Linked DNA regions of Homo sapiens: region 1 is linked to region 2. A link is a loop called in an ENCODE intact Hi-C map of the cell type or tissue named here. Cell type or tissue: breast epithelium. All regions are shown on one strand. Links, peaks and the distances in the headings refer to the core of each region. The heading gives the core; the rest is flanking DNA.

Region 1 (2,813 bases), core at 115-2,614, 77 kb after region 2:
CAGTTCCCAAAGTTAGCTTGTACTCCAAATCCTTTTGACTTTGAAGCTGCTTGTCTCTCTTTTTCAAGCATGTGTGTGTACATGTGTGCATGTGTTTATATATATAGGTGCACACGCGTGTACACACATAGCCCTTGCTTTTCATCTCAACGGTTGGATGGATGAGGCCTATGGCCAGATTCAGCCATGCCCTACAGTTATCAAGCATGACAGAGCTGGAAGAAAAACATCTGGTCCAAGGTTGCTGTTTGCCTTTGTAGCAGAGAATTTTCTTTGATCTCCAGCTGGAGTTCTCTATTGAGTCTAGCAGATCAATTAGTTAATAGGCCATTCCCACTAGTAGCTCTACCAGCTGACTACCTAGGATAGAAATAAGTTCTATTTATCAATCCTTCCCTTCCCCTTCTACTTTAGGCACATCCTTTTTCCTCTTGAAATAACATAATTATTAAACCACTTCAGTCACTTCTGTGGTTAATGATTCCCTCCTTTTTCGGTTCCGCTCTCCTGCTGAAACCTCTTGGTGGGTTTTAAACACACCACTCCATGGCGATAGTTTCATTTTCTACTACAATTAAGGTTAGGAACAGCTTGCAGTACCAATATAAAAACCAACAGCTTGTCCAGGTTTTACTAGTTCCCTTGGGGAACTGAAACAATAATTTTTGTATCTATGTTTCCAAAAATTCAGAAGAGTAATATAACAATTACATTTTCACCTGGATTTCATTTTAGGAAGCTTGGTTCATTTTCCTTATATTATAAAGATCAGTTCCAGGAATTTAAACAAACATAAGAATTTTTTATCCCGTTTACAATGATGTTGCTATCAGTGCTATTTAGAAAAGAATAATTATATGTCAGGGAATCAAACTGTCTTATTTTGGGACTGGCACGTAGAATTCCAATTAGTTTTAATAATTTTAGTGGGGTCAAGACATTTTGTCTGAACTCAATGTTTCACCTGAACACAAAACCATTATTTTGTACTATATTTACCTATCAAAAAAGTGCTCTAAATTAGTTCTTTTTGGAAAAAAAAAAACAGGATTAGCTAAATGACTGGCTGTTTTAGACACTCCAGTTAGACCAGCTATGTACAGAGGACAGTCAACTTAATTCTCCCGTGAGGTGGTGTTTGATGCCCTGTTCAATGCGTTTTACAGCAAGAGACGCTAGTCCGGTTTCTATGCTGGGACCGAGACAAACTGTGCAGTACCAACACTAGCTCTGCCCGAAGTACTCCCCCCTGGAAATGAAACAGGGCAGCTGTCTTCCAGCACGCAGGGCATCCCAGGCTGTTACAAGTACTTCATCCACATAAAATTGCAAAGGGAATTTTAGAAGTCAGAATGTAATTATCCCCTTTGGAGTTTGGCAATGGAACAGGAGGATTAAACAGAGCTGTCCTTTGTCCCCGAAATAAAAGATGCCAGCGGCTCCACAATAGACACAACCAAGGCATGAGGAAGGAGCCTGGAGTCTTGTTTGTTTTGGTGTCCGCTTTCTCACCTCCGTAGATCACCAATTCCGTGTTCTCAAAAATCAGAGCAGGCCTCAAGGTGACCCCTTTTATGGCATCTTACTCCCATTTTCAATGCTGTTTAGAAGAAGCTAGATGTAAATATTCAATAAAGTCCCTGTGAGCTACTGCCCTTGTGGCTCAGTAAAAATGAAAAGCTACTTAAAATACAAGTCTCCAAGCTTTGTCTTGCAGAGAGCTAGAACAACCCCAGGATACCCTGGGCTTTGATGTAGAACCTTCCAAAGACCACATTAGATGGTAACTACCAGTATAACTATTCTCAAAAACTCCAGAGTGACTTATATCTCATTTCCATAAACTTTATAATAAAACACTTGTAATTAGGCTGGTAGGAAATGAACTGCTGAGTATAAGGCTTGAGAGTTTCACCACTAGGTACCTTCGGAGAATCACTGAAAGTAAGTTAGCTGCTTGATTTATGCCACGTATATCCACAAGAACAGCAAAGCCAGGACAAAGTGGAAGTTGCTGTACAGCCTTACGATCTACGCGTTCTCTCATTCCTTTGTTCAAAGCATCCTTGACATGACTCTCCTTTCCACTTTCTACTTCCTATTGGCCCTTCTGAGAAGGTCACTATCCTAAATGACTTATCCCGGGATCTGACACTCACTCCTTCTAACATCTTTTGACAGGATCCAAGTAGCACCCCAGCAATACATTCCTAAGGCCCAATGGCCCTGACTCAAGCCAGGCTGATGAAAGCTAAGATGCAGCATTCTAGAAACCCTGAGCTCAACTCTAGCCAATGCTGACATCCTGACTTTCAAACCCATCCGTTTCCAAAAGGAAAAAACTTTTCAAGCTTTCCAATCATGATAAGTTCTGAGCCACCTAATACTGATGTTTTGTAGTTGATTGGGTGAAATAGAAGTCAAACCTAGTCTCAAGCTCTCCAAGGTGACATACTTTCCTCTAGTTCTTGCTCTAGATGACAAATATCTTCTTGAGGGTAGAACCAGTGAACCTCTCTTTCCCAAGAGCCACACTTCATCAAGCAGCCCAGGTCAAATTTTACAATGTGCAAACTAGCTAGAGAATAGACATTACCTAGAAGTCAGCACACTTCCTACTCATGCAATTTTGTTACCTTCAGTAAAAAATGTCTTGGGTCACTTTCGTACAAGAAGAATAGAAATCAGTTCTTTGATGACTGTAAGTTAGCCCTAAGGTCTTGCTTTCTGGTCTTTTTCTCATCTCTTGGGTATATTTCTGTCCCATTTTTATTCTTTTTTTCCTAGCAAAAACTTTGAATTTTGGCTAGGTG
Region 2 (2,813 bases), core at 23-2,522:
ATTGGAAGTTAGAAGTATTGCTATTGACCGTTTTCTAATATGTCCTTCAGCTCAGTAATTAATCGATTTGTGACAAAATGAATAAGAAGCTGAGGTCTTCTAAGAGCTTACCATGTGGCAGACGCGAGCTCAGTGCTGTACATTCGCATTCATGCTCTTCATCCCTGTCTCTCAAGCCACTCGTCACACCCACACTCTCCGGGCCAGGAGGCTTGCACAACCTGCACTGGGAAACTTTCTCCCACCTGTTCTTGACTCCTGAAACCCCTCCACGGTGCCATCAGCCTGATCCACTAATAGCAAAACGCCTCACATCCCAAACTAACTTCCAAATAGTCCCTCCTTGTTCTGACAAAAACTGACTCTTCCCTGAGGACGATGCTCACATCTTCTCTCATGCGCTGGCTGTTTTTCTTTTTCTTTTTTTGAGATGGAGTCTCCCTCTGTAGCCAGGCTGGAGTGCAGTGGTGCGGTCTCAGCTCACTGCAACCTCCACCTCCCGGGTTCAAGTGGTTCTCCTACCTCAGCCTCCCAAGTAGCTGGGATTACAGGCACACACCACCACACCCAGCTAATTTTTGTATTTTTAGTGGAGACGGGGTTTCACCATGTTGACCAGGATGGTCTCAATCTCTTGACCTCGTGATCTGCCCGTCTCAGCCCCCCAAAGTGCTGGGATTACAGGCGTGAGCCACTGCGCCCAGCCACTGGCTGTTTTTCATTCCAGGCCCTCCTGCCACCTCCTGCAGACCTGGAGGTGATGGAGGGACCCTGCTGGTCCTCTTTTCCCCTTCCAGAACCTTCTCCTTCCCTTCTACTGCAAATCTCGTACCATCATCATCTATCACCCCTGAAACTGTCCCTAGAAACTTTATACAATTAATCAGAAGAGAAGGGAGGGAGAGAAACAAAAATAAGCCAAGCTTGCACATACTCAGTGTTAGTCATGGGGTCAGCTGTTCTCTGATCCTTCCTCATAGTGTTTTGCTACCTATTGCTCCAGAATCACACAGACCCTGTCACAAGATTAGAGTCCCCCTTCACTGCTCCACAGATAACAACTGAACATTGTGAAATGTTGCTTTCCATTTGAGATATTCTTGTAGGTCATGCATACTGATGAAACTACTGACGCCAGCTGGTCTGAAGGACCCCACGAGAAGCTGACTCACTGAAGAATGCAGTTTCTACATCCTGATGATTTCATCCCCCTTTCCCCAACCAATCAATGACTATAGTTTTTCAGCCCCTCACCCCCCATAATCCCCTTGAAAACCTCAGCCTAGAACTCTTCGGGGAGATGGATTTGAGGGTCTTCTCCCATCTGCTCACTCGGCCTCCCTGCTGTCATCAAACCCTCTCTCTGCTGCAAAGCCTGCTGTCTTGGTGTATTGGTCTGTTTCTGCACAACAGGCATACAAACATGTTGGTCCTGTAATACCCCTGCCCAACATTGTTCACCACCTTTTTCAACAACATCAGTTCTCAGCCCATTGGCATCCTCCCCAATACTTCTCCTCTCTTTTCTGAGCATGTTCAATGCATAGATAATAATCTTTCCAAAACTCCACCATCATAGGTCATTAAACTTCTCTCCTCCTTCAGGCATCTTGACCTCTACCCTCCTAGAAACAGTCACTCACTTTGATGGCAATACATGGATCTTGTCATGCACATTCATTGCAGTCCTTAGCCCCTTTTAACTTCTAATTACTCTGGGGCTCAGTCGTTGCTGTTGTTTTCATCTCTGTCTCTACTTACTCCGTTGGAGATCTCATGTGGTTCCATGGCTTTAAATACTACCCACACACTGATAACTCCCAAATGAATATCTCCAGTCCAGTCCTCTGTCCTGAACTCCAAACCTGCATATCCAATAGCGTACTCATCATTTTCACTTGAATATCTAAAATACTTCTCTAACTCACACGTCCACTACTAAACTGATTTTCCCTACCTATCCCACTGTACCCACAACCTTCCCCATGTTAGTTAGTTGATGACAATTTCGTCCTTGTGGCCTAAAACAGAACACTTCTTGGATTCATCCTTGACTCCTCTCTTTCTCCCCTATCCTACATCCAATTCATCAAGAATATCCCTTGTCTCTTTCTTCAAAACACATCCAGATTCTGACAACTTCTCACTGCCTTTGCTGCTCTTATTCTGATCCCAATACCATCTGGAGGACTGCTCTAGCCTCCTGGAGGCTGCCTTTACTGCTCTTGTTCTGATCCCAATACCATCTGGAGGACTGCTCTGGCCTCCTGAAAGGCCCCCCTGCTCCTATACCTTGCCCCTTATCATCTATTCCATGTGATTCAGGCTTCTGTGACCTCTCTAGTCTCAGCTCCTACCATCCCAGCTCCAGCACAGCAATTCCCTTCTGCTCCTCAGTCAACCTCCAGGCTCCTTCCTTTCCTCAGCCTGAACATCATGCCGTCAAAGATCCACACGGCTCACTTCCTCTCCCTGTCTAAGACTTTATTCAAATCTCATGATCTCATATTGTCATAAGCCAGTTCTCATCATCCTATTTAAACTCACAACTTTAGCTCCTTCCTCAAACACACTATTCCTTTATCCTGCCCTACACTCTTCCTTTTCTTTGTTATTTCTTTCATTTTGGACAGCATGGCATTTATTATCTTCTGACAGTCTATATAATTTACTTTATTATTATGTTTATTATTGATTATGTTTATATTGAATTCCTTTCATCCTCTTCTTGGTAGAGATAGAGTCATTGAGCACGATAATACAGAAGCTGTTGTGTTGCAGATTACCATGGCAATAACGACAACAAAAAAAAG

Evidence for each region. Peaks named below come from ENCODE experiments on the same cell type or tissue, not always from the same donor. Only the 100,000 strongest peaks of a DNase experiment are listed, where the experiment ranks them.
Region 1: it touches region 2 in a loop (4-fold over the local background); 1 of 110 quality-filtered maps calls a loop at or near these places.

What each region holds. Positions count from the first base shown.
Region 1 is chr10:28,766,924-28,769,736 of GRCh38, reverse strand. The region is part of intron 2 of LINC01517 (long intergenic non-protein coding RNA 1517); the gene reads right to left. Among named protein-coding and RNA genes, the nearest start is that of LINC01517, 25 kb to the right of the region's middle. In breast epithelium, for the core only: no CTCF peak of the experiment used is centred there; a DNase peak (open chromatin) is centred at 1,346; H3K27ac peaks cover 819 bases.
Region 2 is chr10:28,843,762-28,846,574 of GRCh38, reverse strand. It overlaps C10orf126 (chromosome 10 open reading frame 126), which reads right to left and starts at 167. Exons shown (of 5, transcript NR_164114.1): 1 at 112-167. In breast epithelium, for the core only: no CTCF peak of the experiment used is centred there; no DNase peak of the experiment used is centred there.